Linked DNA regions of Mus musculus: all the other regions are linked to region 1. The links are chromatin loops, found by intact Hi-C in ENCODE. Cell type or tissue: gastrocnemius. All regions are shown on one strand. Region 1 overlaps Hmcn1 (hemicentin 1). Region 2 has its middle 67 kb from the start of Gm41967. Region 3 has its middle 55 kb from the start of Gm41967.

Region 1 (8,000 bases):
CTTCCTATTTAGAAAGAGTCATTTTGTTAAGTGTAATTTAGATTATTTTCCCTTGACAACTGAACAGTTCCAGGATGTTCTAGAATTCACAGTGATCTTCCTGTCTCAGTGTGTCAAGTGCTGGGTTACAAATACGGGCTATCAGACATGGCGGAGCAACTCTGCATTTTGTTAATTACATCAAGATGGATTCTGGCTGTTTTATACGGCAAATAGGGCATTGCATCCATAGTTGGTTTGCATGAAACTTTATACTCCTAAAGTCTGATGACAATTGAATAAATCCCAACTGTACGTGTATATCTCAGATATACACAACATGGATAAGTCCTGAATTCTTCCCATAACTGTTTAAATAAGAACACATGAGAGAGAAGTAAAAAAAATGTAACAGTTATATTGATCAGAAATATCACATACATAAATTCATTAACAGTAAATTGGTAAATTCCATTTTTCAGAGTTCATCTGGGTGGTGGTTCCATGAAAAAGTACTCAGACGTTTCAACATTGTTTGCTTATGGAAAACATTTGGCAGTTGTGTTAGCAAAGAGCAGTGTCAAAAATCTAAACGTTTCCCCCTCAACATCTGCATTTGTTTATTAAAAAACAAATCCACCCTACACCCCCATCTCTCAAACAAGTTTTGTCACGGAATGTTTTTCAATTCGTGAAATTTGATCTCAAATTTTTGTATATGTACAAGCTTAGTTTATTTGTTTATTTCATTTCCACATGTCTGACATCTAAGACTTTAGATAGGAATGATCTTAAAGCATTATTTAAAAAAAAAAACCCACAATCTAAGGGAAAAAGAAGCACTTTAGAGGTTCAGCCCTAAGAATGGCTATTAGAGAAACTGATAACCAAGAGCTATTAGAGATTGGCTTTACAGCCTATACCAAGAGGCATCGCTCCTGTCCTCTTGAAAGTGCTTTGTCAATTGAACTCAATATATTTTGCATGCTGTTCTCTACACCTCAATCTGCTTGAAATGGAGAAGTGTCCTTTTGGTAGAAGTACGTGAATGTGGGCTTATAAATCCAGGTGTTCTCATTAAAACTAGAAGACTGACTAGAAAGAAGGAAAAGACTCTCTTTTCCTTTCCACAGAAATGTATACCTGCATCCATATATGTCTTTATTAAGTTATTTTAACTTTGTTCTGAAGAAAAATGGTGACCATGCTGAAATAATCTACGGTATCTTCCTTCTTGGCACTCCTTATGCAGTTTCCCCTGTAGTACTCATTAAATAGCTCGAGGCTGCCTTAGTTAATGGGATTACATACCAGGGCATTTCCTTGAAATTTGTGAAGTACAAGACTTGGTATACGTATCAGTCCTGATCATAAAGGCTTCACTTCTGTTTAAGGTGAATCCTGATGAGGACTGCGGAGTACTCAGCCAACTGGAAACCTAGCCAGTCTGTAGGTAACATGCTGTTGCTACAGAAGGAGTTTGCTATCTAATGCAATTTCCAGGCCTCATCAGAGCAGTTTCTTAGTGCGTGAGAAGCAAGGAGTGCTGAGACTCACAGCTGGTCAATACACTGATAATAATAGATAATAAGTGCCCACAGACTGTTCAGCCACAACCAGTACATCTTTATCGCATCTCTCTCCAAGGCTTAGGGACCACAGAGAGAGTGGCAGTCAGAGGTCATGTATGACTGCTGTGAATCTTTCTTCTGGATGTGACACAGCCATTGCGCTCACAAACTCATAGTTCTGTTTACCTACACAAGATCAAGTGGGTTGATGTTATGATAAGAAAAGGGACACTCGAGACCTCACTCCTAACTTAGTACATAATCACAGTTGATGTCTAACAGGGAAGGGAGAGTCATATTTCTTCAGGGTGTGGCCCCTGGTAGTTTGCCCATGAACCATTGGATGGCCATACTCTATACACCATTGGATCCGCAGGCAAGCACACTAATTGAATGCACAGGGTTAAAACCAAACCAAACCAAACCAAACCAAACCAAACCAAACCAAACCAAACCAAACCAAACCAAAAAAAAACAGACTGAGTTGAAGTTGGGCGTAGGATGTGTTCAGAGGAGTCCAGGAGCATCATTGGGGAGGGTGGATATTCCCAGAATGCCTTGTATCCATCTATGAAACTCAACATATAAAATATGCTAATAAATTCACATCTACTTAATAATGCCTTATTTTTTAGACAGAAATTGCGACAATAAACTGAAACAGCCTGTTGTACTTTGTCTAATGTATTTGACCAATTTGCTCTCAATAAACATCTTGTTACTGCAACATTAATTTTTGTGTTATAGTTGGTGTGTTTTGAAAAACTTAATACAAGTGTACACCCACATGCTTAAATCAATGAGAACATCTAAAACAGATTGGATCATCTTGAAAAATGGTTGACTTGGAATAAAGAACTATAATCCAAGCTCACTGGTACTGTCTCATTACCCAAACAACAGTGACTCATTGTACGCAACTCCAAGAGAAATGGAAACGATTTCTTATTTGAAATAGCTTTTATGTAGTCATGTACTTTGGTTATCTGTTCATTATATAACACATAATATTTGAGACCCTAGAAGTAAAAACTGTTTGATGTGTTTTGCATGGATAAAGAAAGCCACTTGGGAGCTCTGCTTTTGTTTGGAGTGCTGGGCTGGAATCCAGGGCTTCATGCTTTCAAGAGCATCACCATTGAGCCATGGCCCCTGGTCCTTCATTTTGGGAGCTTTTAAAGTTAAATATTTAATGCAGATATTAGGTTTTTGAAGAAAAAGTGCTATTTTATATAAAAGAAGAATAATGAAACAGCTTGCTAAATAGTTGAGGGAGAAAGCATTGAACATGACTTTGGCAATTTAGTTGTCCAAGGAATTGCCGCTTGGTTCTTAACTATCTCCGCCTTGACATTTTCTTGGACTCTCAACACACAGATGTACAAGCACACATGCACATACTCTCTTTATTAGTGTGTGCATCATGCTCAATAAGGTGAAGTCGGGACTCCTCCCTTTTAATGAAAGAGAGTGTCTAGCAGTCCGTGCCCAGGCTTACAACAGTGCGGTTTCGTAGCTCTCAGTGCTGCACATTTTCTCTGTAAGCGTACATGAGTGTAGTTTCCAAATGCTTCTCTTATGAGAGCATTTCCTGAAGGCTTCCTCACCGCATCTGATTGAAGTTTATAGCAACAACCTGAGTGGGCATTTGTTCAACTTTTCTCCATAACTACGCTATAAACACCACATCAGTCCTGTTAGTTCTGATTTCCAAAGCCCGACATCGAACTTGACCCATAACAGAAATATCAGTTGATATTTGTATGGAACAATAAAAAAATTACATTCTTATTTATGTAACTTTAATTTATTTGTTAAAATTAAAAGATGTTAAGGGATGGGTATTAATTTCTAATGTTTTATTTAATGGTATAGTTAAAATGTATACTTTATATTGACATTCCTTAAAATTTTCTACTTAGTAAGTGCAAAATCAAATAATTTGTGATTGAAATTTTTTGAAGAGAAATTTAGTTCAGTAGCAGAGCGATTTTCACATAATTTCACCTTAAGATGTTTTCTTTAAAAGAAGAATCAAATTTTAATTGCTTTTGGAAAGTGTACCTTTCGAAGTGGCTTTTGAATAAACGTAAGTTTAGTAAGACTAATGTGACCGAAGGTTTCTAGCATGGATCTAGAAGGACCAGCAGGTGGCGCTGTATTCCAATACAGAGTAAGAAATGGAGTCTTCCAGAGGGTGGACTCATTTGGTAAAACCAAAAATTCTATCAATAATTTTACAAGAAAATTTATACAGCACTCTATGAAGCCCATATATTAATTTATACATGGAACATAAAAGTTATTTGAAATTTGGAAGGAACGCTTTTTCTCTTTTGCTTTTATTGTTTCTAGACTTAGCTCTGCTGTCATAGACAGAGGTATAATTATACCAGATTTTATTTTATTTTCTTTCAGTGTATACTAATAAGATGTACCAGGAGCTGGAGTAAATGTTACTGCAAGCAATGGTTAGACTTGGCTTCAAGAAAATGTGACCACAGAGTGGATGTATTCCATATAGATTGACAGGGATTTTGATGGTGTTAATTCATGTGTGTTTGCTTAACATGTTACTTCTACTTTTATTATATTTAATTCACTCTAAAAGGGATTGCATATTTTGCTCTGAGTGATAAATGTAATTCCAAGACATAAAAATTATTTACAAATTTTTATTTTTATATTTTCTTCATTAATGAGCTTGTGAGAATCACAATCAAGTAGGAGTCTTCTGAGTACACACTATATTCACTATCCATAATGCTCAGCTCTGTGAGTACATACTATATTCACTACCCATGATGCTCGGCTCTGTGAGTACATACTATATTCACTACCCATGCTGCTCAGCTCTGTGAGTACACACTATATTCACTACCCATGATGCTTAGCTATGTGATTAGATAGAAAATATCCCAGGAAGACTTGTTAAATGAGAGCGTGCATTTAGATCCTACAAGAACCTTAAAAAATCTCTGTTCCATGAGATATTTACTAAAGAAGCAGTTTTGCTAAAAAATCAATTCAAGAGATCTCATTCCTAATGTCCATAATAGCATGCTTGACTAGGAATAACCAAACCCAACCCAACCCAACCCAACCCACCCAACCCAACCCAACCCACCCAACCCAACCAACCCAACCCAACCCAACCCAACCCAACCCAACCAACCCAACCAACCCAACCCAACCCAACCCAACCCAAACAACCATCCAACCGACCACCTAGCCTAATTGTTCATTAGGCAAATATTTAAGCATCCCCTAACTTTAAAACTATGTGTACAGTAATGTTCAGGGGTCAATATTACAGCTTGCATCTTAGTGCACCCTAAAAATTCTTAAGTTTAGGGATTGAGTCACAGACTAGCACTATCCCAAGTTGTTGGAGCCTTTAAGAAGCAAAGCCTCATGGGAGGGCTCCAGGTCACTGGAGGATCCAGTCTCTCCTTTCTCCTCTTTCTTCTTCCTTTCCACGAAGTGAGCACTTGTGTATTACACTATTGTGTGCTCCTTCTGTGGTAGGTTACCTCCTCCCAGGTCCAACAAGCAACAGAGTTAATCAGTTGTAGACTGTGGCTTCTCAGACTGAGAACCTAAGCAAACTTTTTATTTATTTTTTAAATATAACTTAATTGTGTCAGGTTTTTTGCTACAGTGAAAGAAAAAAAAAACCCCTCATATAGTAAGTATAACTAACAGCAGTGCTATTAGTCTTTCCCATCCTGCCAAGAATTCAAGGACTAAGTTTTACAGAGGCAAAAATTGGAATCAGGAGGGCAAGACATTCTTTTGACATATCCTGAAAAATAATATGAGTTGTTTCCCATTTTCAGGGGATGAGTTACTAGTCAGAGAGGAAAGTTAAAGGACTCAGAAAGAGCAGAGTTTAGGCAGCTACTAACAAAGATCTTTCGACCCTCATGCTCACCTGACTTCGTAGAATGGATAATGATGCTACTTGAACGTTTGAAGAGCAGTCATTGCATGTTGAAGCACTCAGTTGACTATTTCCACACCTCTAGGGATGCTTGTAATATCTTAGTTGACTAAAAAAAGGTAACCAGAATTTCATCTTACCATGTCTGGATGCCAGCTTCCAACTCTCACAGCAAGTTCATTCCCATAGTAACTTCCAACATAGGTCAGTTTATTGGATCCAGGCTAAGAGATTAAAACTGTTTATTTATCTCCACTTTGTCCATCAGAGCATAAGTTTTAGATAATGATGTATGACTAGGATGCTTGTGCCATCTGTATCTGATTAGCAATAAAGGCAGCTTGGAACATGAGGTGGAAAAACCAGTGGTCAGCATTGGGTAACATCCTAGCAGGGCTGACTCAGTACCACTGCCCTGGTGTGTGGGTTGAGGCATTTAAGTACATTTTGTCTTAGGAGTTTTGAAAACGTCATTAGGGCAAGCACCTGGAATTGGTTCTATCTGGGGAAAGGCCAAGAGACAGAAAGGGAAAAGCAGAGAGAGCTTCGGCATGGACACTGTAATGTTTAAGAGGGGGCGGCTGAGCACTGATACTACAATCCCAGTCTTAATGGTCTCTTGCTGAAACCTTCCCTTCCACATGGGAAGAGTCACAGAGGGAGAGATTGCTGCTATCATTCTTATTTTATTTTATTTTATTTTATATTTTTGGCATGCTTGTATTTTCATGTCTTGGTGTGTAATAGAATCAAATTTGTAGTTGATAATAGAAGCTCAGTGGATTTGTGAATAAATTATTGTAATGACTTTTCCAAAAGACTGTTTTGTGCAAAGTGTTTACTGAGCATGATGGGAGAAAAATGTTAATAAAAAACTCTACTTAGCCCAGATTCAACAGGGTATATACTATAAATATTATTACAGTATATGTATTTATGATATATTTATACTATATTATGATATTATATATACACACACATATATGTATGTATATGAATATTCCCAAGGGTTATAGATTTGCATGGCACCCAAAGTCCTTCTAGCTGGGAGGCAGGAGTACTTATAGTGCTCCCTAGAACTAATAGAATCTAGCTTGTTCTTAAGGAATACAGTCTATAATAGGCAGCATTATGTTTATGAATATTTTGTGTGTATGTGTGCATGCATTTATATGTATGTGTGTGCATGTTTGCACGTGTGTATGTATGTGTTTGTGCATGTGTGTATGTGTATATACATGTGTGTGTATGTGTATGTATGTGTGTGTGTTTCAGGTGAATCCAGGCTGAGGTGACAGCTGGAGTCAAGTAAAAGTGGGTGTGGAATCTTCTGGACTTAACTACAAAGCAAATGGAAAGATCAGGCTTGGTGTAAGGTATGTGAGGGAGACAGGGCAGGAGGGAAGGTTGACGGGCAATCAGGACTACACTACAGAGAGCTGGCAAGGCCAGGGTAAAGCAGCTTATATTTTAGCTAGCAGTGAATTTATAGAGAAATAGTGGTTTGTACATTCATGAGTAGTGTTCGATTCTAAAATCTTAAGGGTCACTGATGGCAATTTTCTCTTCTTGGTCCGTTACATGACTTACAAATTGCTGATTTGATTATTTCGATCACAAATTCACAAGCGGATGTGTAATGCTTCCTACACATGGTTTACAAAAAGGCCTAGGAAGGGTCTTTTGCCTTTGTCTCCCAATATTCAGTTTTTTTTCCTTTAGCTTTTGTAACATGGAAAGGGAGATGAAGACGACTACATATGGCCAATCCACGCCACGAACACAGCAGCTGCTTTGGCCCATAGACCCTCAGAAGTTGGCAGAAAAATTTAGCCAGTCCCTTGTAGTTTTTTTTTTTCTTGTTTGTTTATTTCATCTCTTGTGTTTTGTTTTCATGTTTGTGTTATACCCTTCTTATTATTCTCCTCAGTCCCTTCTTTATCAGCTGTCCCCCTCCTGTCCAGTGTTTTCTTCAAAACTCAGACCATATGTTCTTTCCTTGGGACTTTGCCAGAAACCTCACTTCAACTTCCCCATGTCTGACAGGCAGGGCACAATCCCAACCACACCTGGTTCCTCACGATTCTTTCAGGGCACGGCAGTTACCTTTAATTGTAAGAACTGATAAATCATTTCAGCTACTGGACGTTCTTTTACAGCCCTGGTGACGACACTGGTTTCTGGCCCCTACATGTATGGAGCACCAGAGGACAGGCTTGTCGTAGGATTTTCAAATGCCAGAACATGCTTCAGTTGTATTGAATGGAGTTGTTTGCTTCTTTTCTCTAGCGCCTTCTATTCTTTTCCTTCTGAATGACATAGCTGTTTGCACATGGTGATTTCACTCGCACTATCCACATGAGTACTGGCTTGCAGATCAAGATACTTCAACACCTAAGAGTGTGCCTATGAACTTCTTCCACTGGCCACTTCTCTCAAAATGTGTGATTGTCTGTGAATTGCTACACGTGATCGAGTAGATCTGAAACAGCAGCCGCTAAGCGCCA
Region 2 (8,000 bases), 380 kb after region 1:
CACCAGCCACCAAGAGCTTCTCCATTAGGGATGAAGCCTAGAAGCCCTTCCCCTATCCAAACTGGAAGTATGAGTGGCTTGGAAGTCTCCTGCAAACAGCCATAGCTCCTGGGAGTTGGTGCCTGCCGCAGTCAGTCATGTTATGTCCAGAGGTCAGCATTTCACAGCCTCCTTACCACCCACCTATTCTTGCACCTACTGCTTCTGGCCCCCTCCTCTGAGAAGCTCCTTGGGCCTTGGATGATGTGAGACTGAGATAGACTACCCACCCTAGTTGAGAACTCACAGTTTCTTTTATTTATTTATTTATTTATTTATTTATTTAGATATTTTCTTTATATACATTTCAAATGCTATCCCGAAAGTTCTTGGATGATGTGAGACTGAGATAGACTACCCACCCTAGTTGAGAACTCACAGTTTCTTTTTATTTATTTATTTATTTATTTATTTATTTATTTATTTATTTAGATATTTTCTTTATATACATTTCAAATTCTATCCCGAAAGTTCCCTATACTCTCTCTCCACCCTGCTCCCCTACCCACCCACTCCCGCTTCTTGGCCCTGGCATTCCCCTGTATTTGGGCATATAAAGTTTGCAATACCAAGGGGCCTCTCTTCCCAGTGATGGCCGACTAGGCCATCTTCTGCTACATATGCAGCTAGAGATATGAGCTCTGGGGGTACTGGTTAGTTCATATTGTTGTTCCACCTATAGAGTTGCAGACCCCTTCAACTCCTTGGGTGCTTTCTCTAGCTTCTCCATTGGGGGCCCTGTGTTCCATCTTATAGATGACTGTGAGCATCCACTTCTGTATTTGCCAGGCACTGGAATAGCCTCATATGAGACAGCTCTAACAGGGTCCCTTCAGCAAAATCTTTCTGGCATTGTGCAGTAGTGTCTGGGTTTGGTGGCTGATTATGGGATGGATCCCAGGGTGGGGTAGTCTCTGGATAGTCCATCCTTTTGTCTTAGCTCCAAACTTTGTCTCTGTAACTCCTTTCATGGGTATTTTGTTCCCAATCTAAGGAGGAATGAAGTATCCTCCCATTGGTATTTCCTCTTCTTGATTTTCTTGTGTTTTGCAAATTGTATCTTGGGTGTTCTATATTTCTGGGCTAATATCCACTTATCAGTGAGTGCATATCTAATGACTTCTTTTGTGACTGGGTTACCTCAGTAAGGATGATATCCTCCAGATATATCCATTTGTCCAAGAATTTCATAAATCCATTGTTTTTAATTGCTGAGTAGTTCTCCACTGTGTAAATGTACCACATTTTCTGTATCCATTCCTCTGTTGAGGGACATCTGGGTTCTTTCCAGCTTTTGGCTATTATAAATAAGGCTGCTATGAACATAGTGGAGCATGTGAGAACTCACAGTTTCTATGCTGGATACTTTGACCAGTTATAAGTTTCCACAGTTACCACTACTCACTGCAAAAAAAAATGAACTTCCTCTGGACAAAGCTGAGAGTAGCACAAATCTATAGTATAAATATAAATATTTAGAATGTATACTTTTTAAATTAAAAAAGAAAATAAAAGAATAAATTATAGAGAAAAATAGATAATGTAAAGAACAAATAAGGTATTTGGCATGCTTAGAAATATACTCTCTCTAGTTGCAATCCTAGTCCTTGGTTTAGAGATGTCACCTTATTTGGAAACTGTCTTTTCAGATATAAGTTAAATGTTATTAGGAGGGCCCTGACAGATAACACGACTGATGTCTTATAGGCAAAGAAAAACCTGTGAGTAGAAAGACACATAGGGGGACCACCAAGTGACAAGAGGCTGCTCTAAGCTGAGAAGTGACAGCCCCTCAAGAGGCTAGAAGGGTGGCATCTTCCATGAAGGTTTGCAAGGAAGTGTGGCCTTGTTTGCACTTTGATTTTGAACTTCAAGCCTCCAGAACTGGAAGAGGATAGATTTCTATTGTCACAAGTCACTCAGTTTGTGGCATCTCGTCTTGGGATACTAATATAGGATTAAAAGGAGGAGGAGGAGCCTGGTTTATCTTCTTACCTGATAACAGGTTGAGTTTAGAGGATTCACTCTCAATTCAAAGGCTAAAACTGTCAGACTCTTCTTTACCTTTCTTAAAATTGAAGCAATCTTTACTCCTACTGAGCCGTGCAGCAGTTTTCCAGGTCCTTGCCACAGGCTTCAGCAGCTGACTTGAGTTTATTCGCTACTTTTGCCAGCATCCCAGGACTGAATCACTGACTTAACCTGGCAAGGTGATCTTAACAGCCATGATGCTATCCTTTGATCTTTATGACACTCTTGCCTCAAAAGTGAACTTTGTGTCAACCTGATTAGACTTCCATCAGTGTAGGGTCTACTACACAACCTCTCCCCTAGTGCACTATGGGTAGCTGTTTCAAAGTGCCCATACCCTTAATCCAAAAGTCAAAGGGAAGATAGCTCATTTCGAGCAATTTTTCTCTCTGGAACTTTGCATAGAACTCAAGTCACACAAGCAATGTAAAGGCCCCAGGATTCAGGGAGGATACTGTCCCAGGGTCATTCACTAAGGTAACTATGCCCCACTGTAGCTCCTATGAAGGGGTGACAACTACTTATCCTTTTTGTTCCTTCTTATTTTTCTCCAACATAATAGGTCTCACTAAAGCTCTCTTTACATACATCTCTGTCACCTAGATGATTCCTAGACGTAGAAAAAACGACATATCAACACATTGCTCTAAGAAGTCTACAGCAACTTAGCCAACTAAGAAAGGAGCTCTTGATTTTGACAATATCTCAGTAAACCTTCACTCCTATAAAATTACAATGTGTGTATTTTCATTATAAATGTACATATTTGTAGCTTTGCACATAAACTAGAAAATAGAAAAGGGTAATTTTGAAGTCAACCTATTCCTTATCTATTCCCATCTGTGGAACTCTCTAGACAATAGAGTGAACTTGACTTAACACCATACTAGCACCTCTGCAACTTCTAATACATAGTGGGATAATAAATATTCAAATTAATGAATCTGAATTAATGGGTGAGAGACCTTCTGGAGAATAAAAGGCAACAGTATCATCATTTTAAAAAAATAGAAATTTCATTAATCAGTAACAAAACAAATAATTCAAGGGGAAAATACACTGTCAAGATGTTGCCAGACAACAGTTTAATCTCTTCTTTGGAATTGTTTATTTACTAATGAAGAAAAAAGAAAAGAAAAACCTACAAATGACACATACAAAAGCAAGAAGTCACTATCCTTCCCATTCCTGATCAGCCCCCTGCTTTTCTCCCTAGAGATAATTAGGGAACAGCCAAGCAACATTTTTTAATCATTTTTTAATTCTCCAAATCCCTTCAATCAAGGACCACCATTCCCATAGATAAAAGCATGCTTTCTGGAGCTTTCTGAAATTTCTTTCTACTCTTGGATGCAAATGTAGCCATCAAAGCTCTGTGCTGAGGAATGTCATCTGGAGACCAACCTCACTTCACCATCTCCAGGAGAGCAATGAAAGGCTGTGGAGGGAGGGCGGGCTTCAGCTGAGCAGGCCAGAGTCGTTTGTGTGTTCTCATGGCGACATCTACTGGTGATTAACACACCTTTGTGTATCAGACCCGAGAGCTGCAGATGAGAAATTCTTAACCTGAACATTGGACCAAACATTGTGTTCATGAAGTAGCACCATATTTCTGTACATCATAGGCAGATTGCCCATTACGAATGCCAGAAGAGAGATTATGGTGAAGACTAAACCTAGGTATGTTATATAAGGAAGGAAAACATGCCTCTGATTATTCATGTAGGCATTTGTGTCACAAATACTATTCATTATGAAGGCTTCACACAATACTAGGACAATGAAGACAAGATCATGATCCCACCCTCAAGAACACTTTCAAATAAACAAACAAAAAGATGAAAAAAAAAAAAAAAGACAGGTAGTACTTGCCAATAGTGGTACACGACAAATTCTGCTTTCGGGTCTATACTTGTCTGAACTTGATAAAACAAAAATCCAAAGTTTAAAGCCAACCAGTAGAGACAAAACAAACAAAAAACAAAAACAAAAACAAAAAACAAAAAAAACAGGCAAATCTTTGGGTTCAAGTCCAGCCTGTTGGACGAAGCCAGTTTCAGAACATCCAGGGCTATACAGAAAAACCCTGTCTCACAACCAAAACCAAAACCAAACGAAATAAACCAACGGAAGGCTCAGAAAGAGTAAGGGACTTGTACAGGGTTCTGTAACAATAACTTTCTGGATCCAACTTGGCTTGAATCCAATGTGCAGGTGTCCACCACCACCCGGTGTAACCCACCAGCATAGCTCAGAGTTTCAGAGCGATCCATGCTGCTTGTCCAGGTCTTCGTCTTTCAGAAAGATATCTAAGCCTAGAGAGATGTCTCAGGGGTTAGGAGTACTTGCTGCTCTTCCAGAGAACTGGGTTTGGCTCCCAGCACCTACATTGGGCAGCTTCATGACCATTTGCATCACCAGTTCCAAAGACTCTGATACTTTTTTTTTTTTGTCCCTGAGGACACCTGTACATACATGTTGCACATATAAATCATTGGTCACACATGTGTGTACACACACACACAAATAAACATACATTTAATATTATTGATTAATCAAAATGTTAAAAATATATCTCTATCACAAAGCCATTTGAAAGCTCCTGTTCCTAAAATTAGTATCAAACAATAAACTCCATAACAAAAGAACCCTTGAAAGTCACCAAAATTAGGAAAGCATTGATTGTTTCTGTTCAGATTCTTTTTATTTTCCTGTTACTTCATCTATCAGCAGTCTTTCTGTGTCAGTATAGACCCTTAGTTGGTACCTTGTGAGCTAAACTCCCTTAGAAGTAGGAATTCTGGCACCCAAATACATACCGATTGTATGAGTGACATTTTCTTCAGAAAAGTGAATCCAGCTGTGGTTAGCTTTTCAATAGGAGTGCATTGTAAAGATTTGGTTACATGTAATTGTAGGCACTGGAAAAACACAATTAAGTTTTTTTCATTTTTTTTTCAACATCTGTTGCTGTGTTTGAGGTCAGTAGGTGATACATTGGAGAGGGAAAGGTGGTTGTGGATTTAAAAAGAGCAGTGATCGATGTTGGTCCCCTCCAGCCTCCTGTGGAACTGCATCAGAGTTAACAGCCTACAGAAGCATCCTTCATCATCCAGCTAACAGTGCATTTGGTGCAGGTGTAGAAACCAAGGGGCTAATGATGTCCAGTAGCCACTGCCAAGATGAGCAGACAGATCCAGGACCATGTGTGTAGGCTGCCTGGCCATCCAAGCAGAACAATATTGTGGCTGTTGTTTATATCCCGTCTTCCAAACTGTCTACGAAGTATCTTTGGTGGCCCATACTAACCTGGAACTATTCATTGAAGAAAATTGGGAAATGTAGTCTAGTTTAAATAAATTGCTATACACATACAATACACATAGAGGAAATTGTCTTTGAAATGAATCTTTTTTTTTCCTTTAAGCTAAAGCTAATCTTGACTTACTTAAACTATTACATCAATTCTAATCTAGTAGCCAGATATTAGATAAGGAAATGAGCCTTCATTTATACACAACTGAATAAATATCTTGTTGTATTTTGCCTAATAAAGATAATCTGGTGGAGAAATGGAGACAAACATCTCACGCATTCTAAGAAAATCCCCAAATTCTCCAATAGTTCGAGTGTTCACCTGAATTCTCCCTGTGTCATCATAGCCAAGAAGCAAGTAATTTTAATCTCCAACTACAGATCAATGCTGGACAGCTAGTCTTTTTTTAAAAAAGCCAACTATTGCCCACATGAGATTCAGTAAGCCAGTGAGTCTATGGCTGGAAACTGGGGCTACACTCACACATGGTAAGGACCTGGTGGCCGTGAGCAGGCCTTCGTACCTATCCTGCTTCGGTAAGACTGAGACAGCTACTGAAGCCAAGGATCTTGAAGGTTTGGGAAGTTAAGGAGAGTCTCCCCAGCAGTGTTTTAGGCAGGACCCTAGCAGCCCAGAAATGTGTCTCTGGTCTTTACAAGACATTCCTTCCCAGCCAACTCCTTCAAAACCCTTCACAGAGTCAAGGGATCAAATAACAACCCTTAACTGGTTAATCAAATACAGCTGGATTTTCACAAAAAATGTTCACCCAAGCACAACTTTAATTTCATTTTAGCATAAATTTAGGCACTAGTTATATAGTGTTCTGGCCACTGAGTATTTAATTAAAAGTCTGAGGTTATCAAATTCTATTATATTCCCAAGTTCAATGCCTGCTTCCAGAATATATCACATGACAGATTTAAAAATAAACTATCAACCATCTGTAACTGCGTGACTATTTAAAGTAATGAGATAGCATGCTCTTCAGTAATTGTATACTGCAGTGAATGGGAGACCAATGGGAAGCCAAGAAAAAATTCTGTTAAGCCCACTACATACACTGAAACCCACCATGTGCATCTGTGTATGATCAAGATTTAATTAGGTTGGTGGCTTCGTGGCCTTTTGTGTACTCTGAATTGATACATTTAAGATAGTCTGCCTTGTAAGTTAATTCTAATTGCTTCGGAATCTACTCAAAATATTGGATTTGCTATTTTTAGAATCTGTGCGCAGTAATCTATGCTAGGTGTATGAGACTAAATAAAGCAGCAATCTTTATTCCACTTTGAAACCATTAATGATAGGAAAAGAATCCTGAAAATCAGAATCTATCCTCAGAGATGGTACAAATACTATGAAAATAGGTTGCTTACATATATAAAATACTAGAATGAAGGCCATTGACAAGTACAATACTATACACAAAGAAAAAAAGGAATACATGATTATTGTATAACATCCTATGAGTGAATTGCCAAGCCAAGCAGCTGTACTGCTTATGAACATACAAGGCATTGTTCTGATTTAACCAATAGGATCCTCTGTACAGAAAGTGTGTGTTTGCAGGACACACAGAGCAACCTTCCAGTCTAAACCATAATTAAAAAAAAAATAACATGTTGAATGAATGTGACCAAAATTCATGCCTAAAGATCTAAAAAGTATTGAAAATTGAGGGATGTAGAGAATAATAAAAGCCTTAGACAAATAGGCACGTGATCCCAGTAGGACTCCCAAGAAAGGAAAGTGTGGTGGAGGCTGAGCACCAACAAGATGGTATGCCTGTGTTCTGGGGTATTTTATGGAGTTATTTTTCCAACGGGCACCTCAGTCTCCCTTGAGGACTGAAAACAAATTGCTTCACACAGAGTCTGGGCCCCAAGCAGAGACTTAGTGCTTATCTTAGTGCTTTTCTTAGCTACCACAGCCTTTGACTTGCCTGACTTCCACAACCAAGCTCATCTGCGTTTAAATTACAGCTTGTCCTCTCGACAGAGGGAAACCTCAGTAAGCGCCAAGTTGTGTATTTTTCTCACAAGACTTTTTCTTTAGCACGACCTCTATCTTGTAAGAAAATTGAAGCTCAGAGGTGAAATGGCTCTGTTAGAGCCAAGTGGAAAGGAAAGAGTGAGTCTGTCGCAGGTCTCCTAGGTCCCTGCTGTTTGCAGGACTTCATTTTGCTCTTTGTCCCCGCACATGGCGGACTTCTGGCCTCGGCTTTGCTCAGGTGCTCGATTGGCCCCAGCCCTTGGTGTGTAGTCCATTTCAGATACCCTGAGGACATTGGAATCCTCAGAACACTGTCACCTCTCCCAGACAGAGCCTTTTACTGTATTTTATTTATCCCCAGGGGCACAGTCCACTGCCAAGTTCCCTCACTGACACTCCCCCTGTTCTCAGAACTGCCAGGAGGCCTCACAGAATCTTCTCTACCGGACTTTTGGAAAAATAAAAAACAAAAAATACCGGGAGCCGGGACACAAACTACCCCCCCCCGCCCCTCCCCCAGGAGCCCCCCCCCCCCCCATGAAGCAGGGGAGAGCAGAGCTCTCAAGTGGATTAAAGGAAAAGGAAAAACACACAGAGTTCAAGTCTGAGTTACACCCCC
Region 3 (8,000 bases), 390 kb after region 1:
GTGCCCTCTAGTTAGTCTGGCTAAGGGTTTATGTATTTTGTTGATTTTCTCAAAGAACCAGCTCTGAGTTTTGTTGATTCTTTGTGTAGATCTTTTTGTTTTCACTTAGTTGATTTCAGCCCTGAGTTTGATTATTTTCTGCCATCTACTCCTCTTGGGTGAATTTGCTTCCTTTTGTTCTAGAGCTTTTAGGTGTGCTGTCAAGCTGCTAGTGTATGCTTTCTCCAGTCTGCCTTTATATGTTACTTGACCTTTCTCCCTTACTGCTTTTAATATTCTATCTTTATTTAGTGCATTTGTTGTTCTGATTATGTGTCGGGAGGAAATTCTTTTCTAGTCCAGTCTATTTGGAATTCTGTAGGCTTCTTGTATGTTCATGAGCATCTCTTTCTTTAGGTTAGGGAAGTTTTCTTCTATAATTTTGTTGAAGATATTTACTGGCCCTTTAAGTTGAAAAATCTTCATTTTCATCTATACCTATTATCCTTATGTTTGGTCTTCTCATTGTGTCATGGATTTCCGGAATGTTTTGGGTTAGGAGCTTTTGGCATTTTGCATTTTCTTTGATTGTTGTGCCAATGTTCTCTATGGCATCTTCTGCACCTGAGATTCTCTCTTCCATCTCTTGTATTCTGTTGGTGATGCTTGCTTCTATAGCTCCTGATTTCTTTCCTAGGTTTTCTATATCCAGAATTGTCTCCCTTTGTAATTTCTTTATTGTTTCTACCTCCATTTTTAGATCCTGAATTGTTTAGTTCAATTTCTTCACCTATTTGGTTGTGTTTTCCTGTAATTCTTTAAGGGATTTTTGTGTTTTTTCTTTAAGGGCTTCTACCTGTTTAGTTGTGTTCTCCTGTACTTCTTTAAGGGAGTTATTAATGTCATTTTAAAAATTCTCTACTAGTGTCATGAGATATGAGCTTAAATCTAAATCTTGCTTTTCTGGTGTATCCAGGGTATCCAGGACTTCTTGCTGTGGTGGGAGTACTGGGTTCTGATGATGCCAAGTAGTCTTGGTGTCTGTTGGTAAGATTCTTGTGTTTGCCTTTCACCATCTGGTAATCTCTGGTGTTAGATGTTCTTGATGTCTCTGGCTAGAACTTGTTTTTCCTGTGAGTCTGTAAGTCTGTGTCAGCACTCCTGGCAGACCGGCTCTCTCCTGGCAAGACCAGTGTGCAGAGGGCTGTGGAACAGCCCCAACTCCTGGCTGCAGATATAGGCCCATAGGACCCTGTTCCAGCTGCTGTGCCACTTCTGCCTGTGTACTCCTTAGTGGACCCGCCTTAGAGAATTACCAGAGAGGAAATGGTAATCTCACCTGAGTTCCAGGGTCAGATACTTTCTCTACACATGCTCTCCTCTGGCAGGGAAGTTGCACCATGACTCCTTTAAGATGGTGCTAGTGGACGGTAAATAGGTTAAAGTCCCACCTTTTGGAATTGATTAATTCTGTTTCCTGGGAGTATATCAGGACTGGTATGAATGGATTGCGTGTTATAAAAAGAATTATCCTGGGCAATACTGCCACTAGAGACCATGGTGATGTATGTGGTCTGTGCTGCCACCTGAAGCCAGATTGATGCCCATAGCCCATGTTATAGCCAGAAACCATGTAGAAGTCCATGATACATGTTGCCATTGACTATAAATGTCTAGAAAAAAATTGTTTTTCAGTGGTATCAAAGACTGCAGAGTCACAGTTGAGAATGAGAGACATGAAAGGCTTCTGTGCCCCCCCCCACACACACACATAAATGGAAACAGTCTAGACAGAAATCCATTAAGAAAACAGTCTAGACAGAAATCCATTGAAGAGAACTCTTAAATTTTTGATAGGGTTGCTGAAGTATAGCTCTTCACAGTTTATCGTATCTGGCAGGGATGCAGGTTGGGAAGGATTCAGTTTTCTTTAAGGGGTTGGCCACTGGGAGCTTGACCATGCTCCAATGAGTATATGGGTAACAAAGACTGGACTTCGTTTTTCTTCTTCTTCTTCTTCTTCTTCTTCTTCTTCTTCTTCTTCTTCTTCTTCTTCTTCTTCTTCTTTTGTTTTGGGGTTGGTCACAAGGATAGGGGGTGTGGACCTAGGAGGACTGGGAAGTGAAGGTGATTGGGATGCATTATGGAAAATTTCCAAATAATCAATGTTTAAAAAAATGAGTATTATGTTTAAAAAAATGAGCCTGGCACTCCTAACTCTTTTACTCACTTGCCCATATAAGTGCCCTATTCACCCACATAAGCTGTTCCCTTTTTGCCTCTTTTCCATTTTGTGATGCAGCCAGCACACCAATCAGAAGTTTTACCCAGTGGAATCATGAGCCACAACCTCGTGATAAACCTCTGCTTACAAAGTACTTAGCCTCTGGCATGTTGTTATAACAACATACAAACACACAAAGACACTGCAGCTCAGAGTCCTAAGTAGAAACTTTGCCCCCAGCTAGAAACTCTTTTGGAAATCTCTGCTGGCTTTATTCTGTAATCCCCTGTTATTTAACAAAATTGATGCTTGGGAGGCCAAGTGAAATCAAAGTCTTGGGGACCTGGGCATGTTCAGAAAAAAACATATTTGAAGCAGAGCAGTGATGGCCTTATGGTTTACGTCATTGGGTTGGGTCTAACCAAGGGTCAATGCCTCTCTCTTGCTGGCCAGTAGCTTGAAATTCCAATTCTTGGATGTCTCAGGAAGTGAGACCCTGATATGGGGGGTTGGAGGGGGGAAAGAGGAAAGAAAAACACCATCAGAGCTTTACTATACTAAAAACAAAAGAATACTGAAAAGGGTCAGAGTCCAACAAAGTCAAAAATATTCCTCAACATTCAGACTGTATTACCTCAGAATAAATTTCTCATAAAACCAAGCTACATGGATGAAGGAGAAGATGGTCTACAAAGAGAATGGAAAGCAAGGTGGCCATGTTCCTCTAAAGAGGGACATTGTTTTCCTTGTTAGGCAATTGCTGCCTAGTTATTGTCTCAGAGCTGAAGGAAATTCACAGGTGACCAACAAGACTGTCATCTACAGGAGAACAGAGGACAACCAATGAATGAAAACATGTCTAGCTGGCACCCCAGCCTTTCTTGTTTAAAGCAAGCTCTTACTGTGAAACTCAAGGCTCTCCTGTCTCTGCATCCAATGTTCAGGGATTATGATGTGTACCACCAAACCCAGTTTGATTTAACAAATTAGAGCTTTTAAAACATTGTGTAAGGTCTGCACCCAAAGCTGATCCTGTGCCACAGCACTCCTTATCCAAATACCGCTGGGAGAGAGCAGGTCTCCCAGGAGTGCTGACAAGCCTGTGAGCACAGTAAGACCACCACTTCCACTCAGAAGGACCTGCTCAGAGCCCTCAGGTCACAGGAACCTAGGAACAGCCTGGGACAGGATCCTTCCAGTTTCTGTTTGCACCCAGAGCAGATCCTGTACCACAGTGCTCCATACCCAAATACCATCAGAACAGAGCTGGTCTCTCAGGAGTACTGACTCACCTGTGAGCACAGTAACATCACCACTTATGCTCAAATTCCTGGCCCAAGATAGACCTTCCCTGAGCCATCAGGACACAAGAACCAAGGAACAGCCGGGGACAGGATCCTTCAGATTTCTCTCTGTATCCCAAAGCTGACCTTGGGCCACAGTTGTCCATACACAAATTCCTCCCAGAGAGAACTGCTTTTCCAGGAGTTCTGACACACAGGCTTGCAGGAGGGACAAGCTACACTCAGAGACAGCAAGACCAGCTAACACCAGATATAACCAGATGATGAGAAGGAAGGCAAGAACATAAGCAACAGAAACCAAGGCTACTTGTCATTATCAGAACCCAGTACTCCCACCACAGTGAGCCCAACACACCAGAAAAGCAAGATTCAGATTTAAAATCAATTCTCATGATGATAATAGAGAACTTTAAGAAGGTCATAAATAACTCTCTTAAAGAAATTCAGGAGAGCACACGTAAGCAGTTTGAAGTCCTTAAAGAAGAAACATAAAAATCCATTAAAGAATTGCAGGTAAACACAATCAAATAGGTGAAGGAATTGAACAAAACTATCCAGGATCTAAAAATGGAAATAGAAACAATAAAGAAGTCACAAAGACAACCCTGGAGTTAGAAAACCTAAGAAAAAGATCAGGAATCATAAATGTAAGCATCACTAACAGAATACAAGAGATGGAAGAGAGAATCTCAGGTGCAGAGAATGCCATAGAAAGCATTGACACAGGATATACCTCCTTCTCAGCACCTCACGGGACCTTCTCCAAAATTGACCATATAATTGGTCAAAAAACAGGCCTCAACAGATAAAAAAATATTGAAATTGTCCCATGTATCCTATCAGACCACCATGGCCTAAGACTGATCTTCAATAACAACATAAATAATGGAAAGCCAACATTCACGTGGAAACTGAAAAACACTCTTCTCAATGATACCTTAGTCAAGGAAGGAATAAAGAAAGAAATTAAAGACTTTTTAGAGTTTAATGAAAATGAAGCCACAACGTACCCAAACCTATGGGACACAATGAAAGCATTTCTAAGAGGGAAACTCATAGCTCTGAGTGCCTCCAAGAAGAAACGGGAGAGAGCACACACTAGCAGCTTGACAACACATCTAAAAGCTCTAGAAGAAAAGGAAGAAAATTCACCCAAGAGGAGTAGACGGCAGGAAATAATCAAACTCAGGGGTGAAATCAACCAAGTGGAAACAAGAAGAACTATTCAAAGAATTAACCAAACGAGGAGTTGGTTCTTTGAGAAAATCAACAAGATAGATAAACCCTTAGCTAGACTCACTAGAGGGCACAGGGACAAAATCCTAAATAACAAAATCAGAAATGAAAAGGGAGACATAACAACAGATCCTGAAGAAATCCAAAACACCATCAGATCCTTCTACAAAAGGCTATACTCAACAAAACTGGAAAACCTGGACGAAATGGACAAATTTCTGGACAGATACCAGGTACCAAAGTTGAATCAGGATCAAGTTGACCATCTAAACAGTCCCATATCCCCTAAAGAAATAGAAGCAGTTATTAATAGTCTCCCAGCCAAAAAAAGCCCAGGACCAGACGGGTTTAGTGCAGAGTTCTATCAGACCTTCAAAGAAGATCTAATTCCAGTTCTGCACAGACTATTTCACAAAATAGAAGTAGAAGGTACTCTACCAAACTCATTTTATGAAGCCACAATTACTCTGATACCTAAACCACAGAAAGATCCAACAAAGATAGAGAACTTCAGACCAATTTCTCTTATGAATATCGATGCAAAAATCCTCAATAAAATTCTCGCTAACCGAATCCAAGAACACATTAAAGCAATCATCCATCCTGACCAAGTAGGTTTTATTCCAGGGATGCAGGGATGGTTTAATATACGAAAATCCATCGATGTAATCCATTATATAAACAAACTCAAAGACAAAAACCACATGATCATCTCGTTAGATGCAGAAAAAGCATTTGACAAAATCCAACACCATTCATGATAAAAGTCTTGGAAAGATCAGGAATTCAAGGCCCATACCTAAACATGATAAAAGCAATCTACAGCAAACCAGTAGCCAACATCAAAGTAAATGGAGAGAAGCTGGAAGCAATCCCACTAAAATCAGGGACTAGACAAGGCTGCCCACTTTCTCCCTACCTTTTCAACATAGTACTTGAAGTATTAGCCAGAGCAATTTGACAACAAAAGGAGATCAAGGGGATACAAATTGGAAAAGAGGAAGTCAAAATATCACTTTTTGCAGATGATATGATAGTATATATAAGTGACCCTAAAAATTCCACCAGAGAACTCCTAAACCTGATAAACAGCTTTGGTGAAGTAGCTGGATATAAAATTAACTCAAACAAGTCAATGGCCTTTCTGTACACAAAGGATAAACAGGCTGAGAAAGAAATTAGGGAAACAACACCCTTCTCAATAGTCACAAATAATATAAAATATCTCGGCGTGACTCTAACTAGGGAAGTGAAAGATCTGTATGATAAAAACTTCAAGTCTCTGAAGAAAGAAATTAAAGAAGATCTCAGAAGATGGAAAGATCTCCCATGCTCATGGATTGGCAGGATCAACATTGTAAAAATGGCTATCTTGCCAAAAGCAATCTACAGATTCAATGCAATCCCCATCAAAATTCCAACTCAATTCTTCAACAAATTAGAAGGAGAAATTTGCAAATTCATCTGGAATAACAAAAAACCTAGGATAGCAAAAACTCTTCTCAATGTTAAAAGAACCTCTGGTGGAATCACCATGCCTGACCTAAAGCTTTACTACAGAGCAATTGTGATAAAAACTGCATGGTACTGGTATAGAGACAGACAAGTAGACCAATGGAACAGAATTGAAGACCCAGAAATGAACCCACACACCTATGGTCACTTGATCTTCGACAAGGGAGCTAAAACCATCCAGTGGAAGAAAGACAGCATTTTCAACAATTGGTGCTGGCACAACTGGATGTTATCATGTAGAAGAATGCAAATCGATCCATACTTATCTCCTTGTACTAAGGTCAAATCTAAGTGGATCAAGGAACTTCACATAAAACCAGAGACACTAAAACTTATAGAGGAGAAAGTGGGGAAAAGCCTTGAAGATATGGGCACAGGGGAAAAATTCCTGAACAGAACAGCAATGGCTTGTGCTGTAAGATCGAGAATTGACAAATGGGACCTAATGAAACTCCAAAGTTTCTGCAAGGCAAAAGACACCGTCAGTAAGACAAAAAGACCACCAACAGATTGGGAAAGGATCTTTACCTATCCTAAATCAGATAGGGGACTAATATCCAACATATATAAAGAACTCAAGAAGGTGGACTTCAGAAAATCAAATAACCCCATTAAAAAATGGGGCTCAGAACTGAACAAAGAATTCTCACCTGAGGAATACCGAATGGCAGAGAAGCACCTGAAACAATGTTCAACATCCTTAATCATCAGGGAAATGCAAATCAAAACAACCCTGAGATTCCACCTCACACCAGTCAGAATGGCTAAGATCAAAAATTCAGGTGACAGCAGATACTGGCGTGGATGTGGAGAAAGAGGAACACTCCTCCATTGTTGGTGGGATTGCAGGCTTGTACAACCACTCTGGAAATCAGTCTGGCGGTTCCTCAGAAAATTGGACATAGTACTACCGGAAGATCCAGCAATACCTCTCCTGGGCATATATCCAGAAGATGCCCCAACTGGTAAGAAGGACACATGCTCCACTATGTTCATAGCAGCCTTATTTATAATAGCCAGAAGCTGGAAAGAACCCAGATGCCCCTCAACAGAGGAATGGATACAGAAAATGTGGTACATCTACACAATGGAGTACTACTCAGCTATTAAAAAGAATGAATTTATGAAATTCCTAGCCAATGGATGGACCTGGAGGGCATCATCCTGAGTGAGGTAACACATTCACAAAGGAACTCACACAATATGTACTCACTGATAAGTGGATATTAGCCCAAAACCTAGGATACCCAAGATATAAGATACAATTTCCTAAACACATGAAACTCAAGAAAAATGAAGACTGAAGTGTGGACACTATGCCCCTCCTTAGAATTGGGAACAAAACACCCATGGAAGGAGTTACAGAGACAAAGTTTGGAGCTGAGATGAAAGGATGGACCATGTAGAGACTGCCATATCCAGGGATCCACCCCATAACCAGCATCCAAACGCTGACACCATTGCATACACTAGCAAGATTTTATCGAAAGGACCCAGATGTAGCTGTCTCTTGTGAGACTATGCTGGGGCCTAGCAAACACAGAAGTGGATGCTCACAGTCAGCTAATGGATGGATCACAGGGCTCCCAATGGAGGAGCTAGAGAAAGTACCCAAGGAGCTAAAGGGATCTGCATCCCTATAGGTGGAACAACATTATGAACTAACCAGTTCCCCGGAGCTCTTGACTCTAGCTGCATATGTATCAAAAGATGGCCTAGTCGGCCATCACTGGAAAGAGAGG

Evidence for each region. A loop is a pair of places that touch in the nucleus more often than their neighbours do. Peaks named below come from ENCODE experiments on the same cell type or tissue, not always from the same donor. Only the 100,000 strongest peaks of a DNase experiment are listed, where the experiment ranks them.
Region 2: it touches region 1 in a loop (7-fold over the local background); 25 of 42 quality-filtered maps call a loop at or near these places.
Region 3: a loop joins it to region 1, with 6 times the contacts of the local background. A loop is called at or near these places in 9 of 42 quality-filtered maps.

Annotation. Positions count from the first base shown.
Region 1 is chr1:150,916,180-150,924,179 of GRCm38, reverse strand. The region is part of intron 1 of Hmcn1 (hemicentin 1); the gene reads left to right. Among named protein-coding and RNA genes, the nearest start is that of Hmcn1, 73 kb to the left of the region's middle. In gastrocnemius, no CTCF peak of the experiment used is centred here; a DNase peak (open chromatin) is centred at 3,701.
Region 2 is chr1:150,536,017-150,544,016 of GRCm38, reverse strand. No RefSeq gene overlaps it. Among named protein-coding and RNA genes, the nearest start is that of Gm41967, 67 kb to the right of the region's middle. In gastrocnemius, a CTCF peak has its summit at 3,589 (motif pointing left); DNase peaks (open chromatin) are centred at 3,536 and 7,693; H3K4me3 peaks cover 420 bases; H3K27ac peaks cover 618 bases.
Region 3 is chr1:150,523,892-150,531,891 of GRCm38, reverse strand. No RefSeq gene overlaps it. Among named protein-coding and RNA genes, the nearest start is that of Gm41967, 55 kb to the right of the region's middle. In gastrocnemius, no CTCF peak of the experiment used is centred here; no DNase peak of the experiment used is centred here.